2 separate regions of the Homo sapiens genome follow, and region 2 is linked to region 1. The links are chromatin contacts, found by Hi-C in ENCODE. All regions are on one chromosome and are shown on one strand. The core of a region is the stretch at or near the end of the contact, and the rest is flanking DNA. Distances in the headings are between cores, read along the strand shown.

Region 1 (5,960 bases), core at 2,495-4,994:
AGTTAGGTTATTGCTCCTTAATAATCCTAGAGCTTAGTTTGCCCACATCACATCTATTTTGTCTAAATACACAAATAACATCTTTTAGTATATTATACAGAACATCTAGCACCTTTCATATATTTAAATCCAGCTTCCTGTCCACTAATCTACATTCCACTTCTGCAAACACACAGCAGCATTTAAATAAAACAAATTTTTTTAAATAACAAAAATGATGAGACCGCAACTTATGAAACATATTAGATATCAGGCACTGAGTTCAATGCTTTCCTTACATTATTTATAATCACAAATTATCATGTCATTTTAGAGATGAGGAAACAGGCTAAATGATGAAACTCAGTTGAGGATAGTAAACATTAGCATATAAAAATCAGGAAGAGGTTGGGCACGTGGCTCATGCCTGTAATCCCAGCACTTTGGGAGGCTGAGGTGGATGGATCACCTGAGGTTGGGAGTTCGAGACCAGCCTGACCAACATGGAGAAACCCCGTCTCCACTAAAAATACAAAATTAGCCAGGTATGGTGGTGCATGCCTGTAATCCCAGCTACTCAGGAGGCTGAGGCAGGAGAATCACTTGAACCTGGGAGGCGAAGGTTGCGGCAAGCCGAGATCACGCCATTGCACTCCAGCCTGGGCAACAAGGGCGAAACACCGTGTCAAAAAAAAAAAAAAAAATCAGGAAGAATACCAAACATGATCTCACACTGTCTTTGAATAAACAAATGAGCCCAATACTACAATGTTATTCCCTTATTCATACTCTACTTAACAATAAGATGGTAATCATACTAGATGATCATCTATGTCAATCATCCTAATTAAGTTTTCCTTCATTCACAAAATCATGGCATTGTAAAGCTAGATCTTAGAAGATCATATACTGCCCCCACCGCACCAGGCACAGACAATCTGGCAAGATCAAAAATGACTAGGCTCTGTTTGCTACTTTGGTTATTGGAATTCACTTAGCCAATGAGAACCCCACCTCAGAAATGCATGTATTAGAACAATGAGAGTGGTGATGGTAGTCTGCTACATGGTTATTTTTTTCCCAATTTCCAATGTGCCCTGAAAAGTCTAAACAAGAGGGATGTATAGCTCCTGAGGGCTCTGAAGGTACAGCCATTAAGTAAGTTGGTCTTGAGGGTGGACTACATAGATGCACCTGTCATTTTTACTTTTGAGGTTATTATTTCTACTCTTCCTATGTTTTCTGCCTGTCTGCCCTCCAGGCTTACCTGAAGACATTGCTCCCCACCCATTCTCTGTGTCCCCAGCAGTCACCAAAGGTCAACAACTCTCAAGGGCTTCCCCATAACTCTGAAGAATGGGATGAGGTCATTTACCTATCACTTGTTTCTGTTGTCCAAAAGTCCTGTTGGTTATATCATTCTGGTTAAGTTGCCCAAAGAATGAGAGAAAAGGCAGGCTAGTAGCCCTTTCTTTCAGAAGTGATGAAGTCTGGTGGAAACAATGTTAAATCAGAAGCAAATAAAACCTGTGTTCTAGCCTCAGCCTTTGGACAAACTAATTCAGTCTTCCTAAGTTTCGTTTTACCACATCTGGAAGGTGTTTTAAGGACAGAAAAACACTAATTTTATCAGCAGTGGTCCAGAAAAATAGTTCCAAACTGAGTAGAAAAGGGAAGTTGAACTAAGATACAAGTGGCAGCCTCTGCCACATACACAAGATATTTCATCCACCCGAGTATCTACTGAGATAGAATTATTAATCTGCATTCTATGGAAGAGAAAAGCAAGGCCCAGGGTGATGCAGCTAATAAGTGGTGATACTAGGGTTTCAAAGCAGATTACCCCAAACCATGGCAATCTCCATCAGTTTCAAATCCAAATTTAAAGATTATTCTTTTTGCTCAATTATTACCACACTGGGTGACAGGTGCTTAATAAATGCGTTTCTTCACGATGAATATAATACCAAAAGAAATAAGACATGGTGCCTTTGGCCACCTGTTTGGATGTGATTTATTTTTTCCCAAATTCTTAGGGTTAAAAAAAAAAGCCCACAAAAAGACAGCTCCGCCAAGTGGCTAAACAAATGGATTCACTTCAGCAATCACAGCAACTCGGCCCAGTCAGTCTTCCACCTACACAGACGAACCAACTGCCTTGGCCACGTCTTAAAGGGCCGGAGCAGAGCCTAGGCTCTGGCTTCCTTCTCCAACCAAGCTCAGCCCCTCCTTAAAGAGCTGGCACGCCCAAAGCAGCTCCTCCCCCGCAGCTGCTTCCAGGCCTCACTCTGTGCCTCCAATAGCCTAACTTTGCACCTTAAACCACTGTCCCCTCCTCCTTCTTTTCAGAAGCTTCTCTAGGTACCCGCTATGGCTTCAGGGGGTTACCTGGGAGCTTTGGCCTTGTGAATCCTGTTCTCTCTGGTTGTGACTTTGGCTGTGTGGGGTTAAGTCAAAGACAATCCTTACCGCTTAAGGAGTATTGGGAGTGCCGAGCCAGGGGAGACTAGACTAGACAAATCCATCCATTCTTGCCCCCTTTCACTTCTTCCACCAAGCTCTCTCCTCTCCTTCTTGGCCTTTCTTTGCCCAGCCCTTTAGCAAAGTCATTTTCCCTTGAGTTTCATTTGATTCCACATAGTGTTCTTAACCTTCCGCTCCCGCCCCCACTGCTGAAACCCCAAGTGGGGTGTGTGGGGGGAGCAGGGGGACTGGGAGGGGGATAGAATCTAGACGAAAGAGGTGGGAGTGGGTGGGTATTAGTCCCAGAGTCACTTACCGACCATGTCACTAGCTGAGGACTCCTGAAGTGTCCAGAACTCATGCCGTCCTCCGGGAGGCTCATACTCCTGAGCTGATCGCAAGAGAGCTGTTCCCCTCACACCCGCCCCATTCTGACATAGCGCAGGGCGACGCGTTCTCGTCTTCTCGTTCTTGGGCCCCCACTCCCCTATTTCTCCGGGCTGGAAAATGAGGAGGGGGTCGAAAGGGGAGGGAGTCGATTCAGACCCAGCTGGGCCACTCTCGGAACAAGGGAAACAAAGCTCTCAAGCATCCAACCCAAAAATCAGGGGCCGGCAGAGTAGACTTCCTAAAAAGAATCCTCCCCCCTGCAGCTTTTCCTTGGACAAAAATAAAGTGGGTTCGCTGGGCCGAAGTGGCCAGAGCTTAAGGTCCTCCGTTCCCCTTTTACCTCTACCAATTCAGTTCCGGCCAAGCCCGCTCTCCACCCATCCTCTGAACTCCACACACCCTTTAAAAGGAGAGGGCCGGGGGTGGGGGCTATGAAAACCAACCCAACCCCCAAAGCGCTACTTGAACATAAAGTTGAGGCGGAGAAGAAATCCTTCAAGACAGGAACCCACGAGGAGATACCACAAGAGGATCCCTTCACCGCCGCCGTTGCCGCCGCACACCCCAGCGCCTTCCTAAAAAGAAAGAAGGGAGGAAAAAAATGCCGACGATTGGTAGAATCATAGAGAAGAACACCAGCCCCAGGGCAGGGGCTTCAGCGAAAAATGGCAGCAACTCGTGCGGGTCCTCTGGGGCGGGGTTTCTTGGAGGCACCTAGCTGCCCCACGGGGTACCTCGCGCCCCACGCGAGTCAGAACCTAAAGTGCTCTCTGGGCAACCTGAGTGGGTAGAGTGATTCCGTCTTTCTCTGGCCCTGCTAGGCCCAAAGGAGAGGTGTGACTATCGTGAGGACTCCACCTAGGGTGGAGTTCCTTAAAAAGGACAGGCGGCCGCTAGAGGAGAGTGCAAAGTGGGAGGAGGTGGAGAAGGGTGGGGCTGAGAAGGAGGAGGGAGGAAGGAGGGGGTGGGGCGGGGCCCTGGGCCGACAGAGCTGGCCTCGCCTCCGGCGGCCGCCTCCCTCAGCCTCCAGCAGCGGCAGGTATAATTCCAATCAATTTCACTTCCTTATCTGTCCCAAAATTAAGGCTTGCAAGCACACTGCTTGATTACCTATTTACTCCGGTTATGCTAATTCTCCAGGGGAGGGTGGTGAAACGGGTACTGGGATTGGGGCTGGGGGCTGTCTAAGAGGGAAAGGAGAAAACAAAAAAGCTGACAACTGGAAGCGATATTTATCCTCCTACCTCTCCATGGTAACACGAACAAGGACAGCGAGGTCACAGTGTCTTCTCAGGGAGGAAGCTAAAAGGAACGGAGATTGGAGCTTGGTGCATTTTCTAGCAAGAGATAAGCCAAGGAGGTGAGGGCGAAGGAGTAGGTGGGGAAGAAGAAGGAGTTGAAGATGATCTGTGAATACAGCGTGGCCCAGCAGGGAGACTTAAGAAAGGCTTTCTCAGTCTCCCAGATACCAGACCTCTAAGAATAGAGTTCTCAACCCCCTGAGACCGCCTCTCAGCCAGGCATTGGCGAAGATCCCCGTAAAGCTGAATCCACAGGATAGGAGCCATGTTTCCAGGATTTCTTTACGCTTGCCTGAAAGTCTCTCTCTAGCTCATTTTAATGGGAGGCCAGGAAGTCACAAGCAACCACAGCCCATTTTCAGTGCCTCTTCCCTACCACAATTCTTTTAAAGAGGAGGAAAAAGAAGAGAGACAAGAAACAAAGCAGAGGGAGGAAGAGCAAAGAGACAGGAGAAATAATAATATCTGCCATGTATTCAGCACCTAATATGGGCAAGTCCCTGAGCCAGGTGCTTTTACATTCAACATTTCCCCATTTAGTCCCAATAACAACCCTGGGAACTAGGTACTGTTATATTCTCTGTGCCCTTTATTTAAAAAAATAAGGAAACGGAAGGCCTCAGCCCAGTACTTTCGAACACATAGGTCTACTTACTTAGTTGATATTTCTGCCTGAATGTCTTCTGTGCATCTCATCTACCTTCCTTTCCCCAAAACACTCTGTTCTTCCTCCTGTAGTTCACCAACTACCTGAATGGCACCACCATACATCCAAGGCAGCACCCTGGAACTCATCCTTTAACCTGCTGTGATCTGGCCTTTGTCTGCCTCTCAAGCAGCAGAGATTTTGCTGTTCTCCTGGGCTTTACCTGGATTACAAATCCCTGGGAATTCCAAGCTGTTTCCAATCTCTATGCCTTGGGTTGCTTTACTTTCTCTGACTGAAATAGACTAAGCTCTCTGTCCACCTTTTTTTTTCTTGCATGTCCTTCCAATGAATCTGTCCACTTTCTTGAAAGGACTAACTCAAGGTCATCTCCCCTCCTTACTTAATTTCTTCAGGCAAAACTGACCATTGCTTCCTCTGTGCCCTTCTCTACCTCGGGGCACATATTTGTTGGTATAATTGCCTCCCCCTACTAAACTATAAAGTCCTTGAGCTGAAGCACCAGGCGATCTCATTTCTGTAACTTGGATGCCAAGTTATATTATTATTAACAATAATAATAGTTATTGAGCATTAACTATGTACTAAACTCTGTTGTAAGCCTCTTATGTATATTAACTCATTGAATCCTTCTGACAATCCTATGGGTAGACATTGCTATCCCCATTTTACAGATGTGGAAACTTAGTGACAGGTTAAATAAATACACATGCATATGTATTTGTTTCATAAAAGAATGTCCCTGTAGTAGGGGTTTCATAAATAACTCTCTATCTCACTATATCTCTTCACCACGACCTGCACCCCTGCCAAGCTTACAAGGTAAGATATATTGAGATGGAATCATACAGAGAAGTGTACAACTCTCTATGCCTTCATTTAAAAAATTTACTTTATTCCTTGGAGGCTTTGTTTCTCAATGTATAAAATTTGGGGAGTATTATCCAATATAGGATTCTTACCACTACAGCACTGTTTTGAGCAATGCTGAAAAGTTTTCTCTTAGATTCAAGTGTGTGAAAGACATTAAGCAGTTTATATCAATAATAAATGCATTTTTGTGATGTGCAGATGAAAATGAGTAGATTGCTGAAGTAACATTTTGAAAAGAGTAGCCACTACTAGCCCTGAATACAGTGGGTGTGCCTTAAGGTCATCGA
Region 2 (6,284 bases), core at 450-2,949, 570 kb before region 1:
AGGTGCTGGTCACCCAGCTGAATTACCCAAGGTTTTGCTGCAGGACTGGTGGTTCTCCCAAAGCCTGGAGCTCCAGATAGAGTTTACCACCTTGGGCTGGCACATGGAGGTCACCAAAATGAGCGAACAGCTCAACAGGCAGTCACAGGGCGTGTGGCAGGAATCTCCCTCAGAGGGGATACTCAGCAACTGACTGAAGTCTGACTCTGTGCAGGCTGTCCTGGCTTTCACATGGGGTGGGGGGGAGGGGTGACATGAGGGTGGCTTAGGGGAACTGGGGAAGGCCACCACGCAACACAGATTCCCATGGCATCACAGAGGGCCAAGGGTCCCAAGGGGACTGTCTGCCTCTACCCAAGGTGTGGTCCCTTTTTAAGCAGGTTGACCCAGGAGGCTCCAGTTTCACACTGGCTGCTGGGGCTTATCTGATAACAGACTTCCCGCATTCATTCTCAGGAGAAGGCCTTAGGTGCCCAATCAACAGCATAATGACCCAGGCCTGGAGCCAGGAATCCTCACCCATAGCCCATTGCCTGTGGCCGACTGAGAGCCTTTATGGGAGAGTTCGTGGGCAGTCTGGTGGCTATGGCGACACATGTGTGTGTGCGTCTGTGTGGGTGAATGCTTGAGCCCGCACCCCTGGGCCTGTGTGAGGATTTGTGTGTGTGTGTGTGTGTGTGTGTGTGTGTGTGTGTGTCTATGAGTTTGTGAGTGTGCATGTGTTAGTGTATGTCTTTGTGTCTGTGTGTGTATCTCCCTGTGCATGTGTGTTTGTGATTATATTTGTGGTTGTCGGGGTTTCCCTGTGAGTCCATGTGGTTGTGTCTGTGTCTGTGGTCTCTGGGTGCCTGCCTGTGTGAGTGAGAGTGGGCAAATGGGCACGTGGGAGAGACAGCCTGCCTATACACACTGAAATCTGGATCGTTGTGTTCACATGGCTGGATTGAAAGAAAAGACAAAGGGGGACAACTTGCCAAGGCTCCTGCTGGCTCAGGATTACACATTTAGAGCATCCACAAAGAGAATGGGAAAGAATGGTGAGCCATGAGGAACAGGTTAAGGGGTGGGTTCATGGTGACATTTCATGAAAAGTAACACATTGGCGCCTTTGTGGAACACCAGAGGGACTGAACTGGTGACCTTCATATCTGCTCCTTTAAGAACAAATGAGGCCTTTCTCACTTTTGTTCTGCAAAGGGGCATCCTGCATCACCAGGAGCAGAGGAAGAAGCAGTCTCAGTATAATGCTTGACCCGCCAAGAGCCAAAAGTGAAAGGAAAAAGAGAAGAAAGAAGAGAAAAATGAGAAGGAGAAGGAGAAGGAGTAGAAGAAAAAGAAAAAGAAAAAAGAGGAGGAGGAGGAAGAGGAAGAAGAACCAGAAAGACAATAAGAACAAGAAGTGGCAGCTTCACGCCACAGCAGCTGTCCTGAAGGACCTAGTTCAGGGGTGCCTCACTGCATGGTGGCATACACAACAAGAGGCAAAGAGAAACCTGTGATGTCCCGGTGAAAGGACACAACACCAAGAAGCTTCTTGTTGATGGGTTCTTTTCCGAGTGGTATCAAGGGCTTTGATCTACAAGTAGGCCTAGAGAAGCTACAGAGGACAGAGGTGCAGGCTGAGCCATGCCCTCCAGATGTCATCAGCGCACTGCAAGGGGCCACGGGCTTCTAATCTACAAGGCCTGGGTAGGGAAGTACCCCGGAAATGGGTGGGAGGAGAGATGTAAAACGGGGAGGAAATGGATACCAGAGAAAGGAGGTAATGAGCCACCTATGGCAACACTGACAGAAGGCAGATAGGGGAGGGGGATGCTGCTTACACCCCCAGGGTTCAGCCCGGGTCCTTCTGATTTCCTTAGGAAAAGTAGGCTTACTCTCCCTAAGGACATTCCTGTGCCCACCCGACCCTGCTTTTGCAGGCTGATCCTGAACTCCCTAAACCAGAAATTGATGAAAAGTAAAGAGTGAAGAAGAAAAAAGTGAAGGAAGAAAAACTCCAAAAGTACACAAAGAATCAGGGTGAGCAATGAGGTTGAGAGTGAACTGAAATGCAGGATATCCCAGGTGGAAAGGTGGCTGCCCAAATGGCCTCTTGTGCCTTCGTACAAGAAGAGTCACCTACCAGAGAAAAGCATCAGACCCTTAGGCCAGGGTTTGTACTGGGTCCACACAGAGGCCAGTGGAGCCAAGAGACTGCGCTGCTCCACACTGCCCCCACCCCCACACCATCCCACACACTCCACCAGCAAATACTGGGAAGCCAGACAGAAAGGGAGAACAAAAATGAATAAGAGAAAACCGGGAAGCTGAAGAACCCTTCCCATTGAGAGTTACCTAGATGTGGGGATCTGAGTGTGAGCACAGGTGCCTGGGCAGACACCTTTTAGTGAGTATTGGTGGGGATGCATGTATGTGCCTGAGAACATATAGAAGCACAGATGAAGACAGGAAAAAAGTTAGATGAGATGGGAGTTAAATATTACAAATGAGGATTTCTGACACTCAAAGTCACCTTGCCACCCCTAAGGACACAGTCCAGATCTTCCTGCATTCTTTTCTTCCTATGTTTTCCCTAGGCAGGCACCAGTCTCCTTCTGAGGAGACCTGTGCAGATTCATAGAAGAATCTGCAGCGGCCCACACACAGGCCTAAACACCCACACACCCCTCCCCCTTTACCCCCTCACACTGCCCCCGGTGCTACAAATCCACAGCAAAAGCATAGCATTTCTTGAGGATAGGCTCCTCTGGATTACTGGGACCCCCTGCCCAGAGAAGAATCCAGAGGGTAGGAGAGGCAGACATCACTCCTACTGTTGCAAGTTTCCCCAAAGTAACCACATAGGTGGGGAGCCCTGTTGAAGATGAGGTGGGTGCTGCTTGGGCAGTTTCTTTGTTTCTTTGTTTTTTTTGTGTGTGTTTGTTTTGTTTGGTTGGCAGCAAAAGGAAGGAGAGAAAGGCAAAGTGGAGGAAGGAAAAGGGGTGATTGCCATTTGTGGAGTCACAGTGCCATCCGGCGGAAGGTGTTTCTTGACAACAGACTACAAGGACACTTGCCTTCTTCCAGTCACAGATATCAGCGAGGATGTGCCAGGCTGGGTAGACTAGGCCCAAGCCAGGGTTTCCCCCACTGGGGTTCAGAGCCCTTAAGGAAGTGTACCTGCCATTGGAACTCCATGAAGAAGCAGCTAAGCTAGAGGCCCGGGGACAGAACAGTCTGGCAGCCCCAAGACCAGTCAGCCCAGTGGGCGGAGCTTCCCCATCTTGAAATGGGTTTAAGAGAAACCACTGTTCACTGACTGCCGAGACTGGGGCCATTTGCTCTGGTCTCTTTTGTGGAGAGTTCAGGGGTGCCCTTGGCTGGGGCCACGCAGGGACAGGGGCACCCTATCCTCCCTGGGAACAAAGAAGTTTTGGGATGCTGGGGTGGGGCAACTCATGCCAAGCAGTCTCTGGGGGCTGCCAGGGGAACCCATGGTGGGCCGCCCCTGCCTGTCCATTCTTACAAAGAGAGCTGTGGAGCCAGGGCGCTATCCTGGGAATGAGCATAGACCATGGGCCAGACAGGAGTTCCTCTCCCAGCTTCAGCCTGGGGGCTCCACACCACCATCTGTCTGGCACTCCCGAGCGTTCCTCAGCACATGAGCTCAGGTGCCTCCCATTTCCAGAAACAATTTCCACTTGATGGCACTATGGCTCCACAAACGCCAAGTACAGTTGTAACCCTGCTCCTCCACCCTGAGGGCCTCCACCTTTTCCAATGTGAAAAAAGCAAATAGGAAGGAGAACGAGAAAAAGACAGGAGGGAGAGAAAGGAACGAGCCAACTGGTCCCAGGTTGACCACCAAAACTCACAGGTCCCAATGACCAAGGACCAGTAGGCTGGAGACCCTGCAGGAATACTGTTTAGGCAGCCAGTCTTTGCCCTTCTTTGGCCTTCTCCAGGTTTCATGTCTCCTGCTCCTGCAGAAAGTAAAAGACAAATGACAGATAATCATGGGCACTGGGACACAAGAGGCTTGGGATTAAAGGGCTGCCGTTCCAAGACAAGGTGCTGGTCACTCAGCTGGCTTACACAAGGTTTTACTGCAGGACTAGGAGTCCTCCCAAAGGCTCTAGGTAGTTTACCGCCTTGGGCTGGCAGATGGAGGTCACCAGAACGGGCAGACTGCTCAACAGGGAGCCACAGGACCTGAGGCAGGTGTATCCCTTAGAAAGCACACTCAGCAACTCGTGCAAGTCTGACTCTGCACAGGCTGTCCTGGCTTTCACACAGGCAGGGGTGGGAGGATGTGGCTTAGGGGGACTCAAAAAGGCCACCACGTTGCCACAGATTCCCATGACATCACAAAGGGCTAAGGATCCCAACAGGACTCTCTCTGCCTCTATCTGAAAGGGGAGTCTGTTTTTAAGCGGGTTGACCCAGGATGCTCCAGTTTCACATCTGCTGCTGTGGCCTTTCTGATAAAAGATTGCCCGCATTCATTTTTGGGAGAAAGCCAAGTTGCCCAATCAATGGCATGAGGACCCAGGCCTGAAGCCAGGAATGCTTGCCCATAGCCCATTGCTTGTCAGAGATTAAGAGCCCGTATGAGACAGTGTGGGCAGTCTCATGCCTGTGGCTTTGTGTGTTTGTTTACCTCTAAGTGTGAGAATGCTTGAGCCCCAACCCCTGTGCCCATGTGAGGTTACCTGTTTATTGGTCTGGTTGTGTATGTGTGACTTTATGTGTCAGTGTGCCTGCGTGTGTGTGTCTGCATGTGTGTTTGTGTCTGCATCTGCATGTATCTCCATGTGTGTATGGGTTTTGTAATTTCATTTCTGGTTGTGGGGTTTCTTGTGAGTGTGTGCATGTGTTCTGTGTCTGTGGTCTGTGAGTTCCTGCTTGTGTGAGTGAGAGTGGGCAAATTGGCACATGGCAGAGACAGCCTGACTGTACACACTGAAATCCGTATCGTTTTGTTCACCTGGCCTGACTGGAAGGAAAGGCAATAGGGGAACAATGTAACAAATTGCTGAGGCTCCTACTGACTCAGGTTTACACATTTAGAGAGTCCACAAGGAGAACAGGAAAGAATGGTGGGCTATAAGGTACTAGGTACAGGGTGTGTTTACCATGACATTTCACTTAAAAGTAACACGAGGACAGCTTTTTGGTGGAAAAGAAGGACTGAACTGGTGACCTTCATCGCTGTTCTTTTAAGAAGAAAAGTGAAGCATTTCTTGAGGCCTAGAGCTGCAGAAGGACATTCCCCATCACCAAGGAGAAGAAGAAGCAATCTGCTAGAACATTTGCATGCAGAAATCCAAAAGTGAAAAAAAAAGGAAAGAAAGAAGAACAAGTAGAAGAAGAAGGAGAAGAAAAGTAGAAAAAAAGATGTAGAAGGAGAAATAGAAAAGAAGGAGAGAAAGAAAAAGAAGGCAAAAAGAGAAGTCAAAGAAGAAAAGAAGAAGGAGAAGGAGGAGGAAAAGGAAAGAAGGAGAGAAGAAGAGGAAGAGGAAGAAGAAGAAGGAGAAGGAGGGAAGGGGAAGAAGAGGAAGAAGAAGAAGAAAGAAGAAGAGGGAAAGAAAAAGAAGAAGAAGGAGAGGGAGTTGGAGGAGGAGGAGGAGGAAAGGAGGAAAAGAACAATAAAGAAGAGGAGCAGGAGTAGGAAAAGGAAGAAGAAACAGAAGGAGAAAAAGAATAGGAAGTGGGAGGTCCATGACACTGTAGCTCTCCTGAAGGATCTAGTTCAGGGGGACCTGAATGTGTGATGACATACACAACGAGTGGCAGGGAGCCACCGGTCATGTCCCACTTAAAGGACACACAACCGAGAAGCTTCTTGTCAATGAGATCTTTCCTGAGTGGGATCAAAAGCTTTGATCCACAAATAGTCCTGCAGGAGCTACAGAAGACACAGGTGTAGGCTGAACAGTGCCCTGAGGATGTCATCAGCAGACTGCAAGGAACCACTGAGCCCCAAGCCTACAAGGCCAAGGCAGGGAAGGACCCCCAAAAAGAGAGGAAGATGAAAAACGGGGAGGAAATATATATCAGGGAAAAGAGATAATCAGCCACAAATGGCAATATGGAGAGAGGGCAGAAAGGAAAGGGAAATGCCAATCACTCCTTGCAGGGATCAGCTGGGGTCCTTCTAATTTCCTTAGGAAAAATAAGTTTGTTTTCCCTAAGGGTGTTCCCTAGCCCAGTTGACCCTGACTTCCAGGCTGATCCTGACCTCCCCAAACAAAAGTGAATGAAAAGTAAAAAGAGTAAAGAAGAAAAAAGTGAAGGGAGAA

The links. A loop is a pair of places that touch in the nucleus more often than their neighbours do. Pooled maps may share reads with other maps.
Region 2: a loop to region 1 is called in a pooled map, with 2.2 times the contacts of the local background. The contact joins the enhancer-like site here to the promoter of KLF8 in region 1. A Hi-C loop is called at or near these places in 3 of 50 pooled maps.

Annotation. Positions count from the first base shown.
Region 1 is chrX:56,230,140-56,236,099 of GRCh38, reverse strand. KLF8 (KLF transcription factor 8) reads right to left here and starts at 3,744. Exons shown (of 6, transcript NM_007250.5): 1 at 2,759-3,744. The coding sequence starts at 2,765.
Region 2 is chrX:56,796,391-56,802,674 of GRCh38, reverse strand. All of the region lies in intron 2 of NBDY (negative regulator of P-body association), which reads right to left. Among named protein-coding and RNA genes, the nearest start is that of NBDY, 70 kb to the right of the region's middle. RefSeq lists an enhancer at 1,732-1,801. Within about 2 kb of position 1,699, at least 7 of the 41 ENCODE cell types and tissues checked have a DNase peak (open chromatin) inside an H3K27ac peak, as active enhancers do.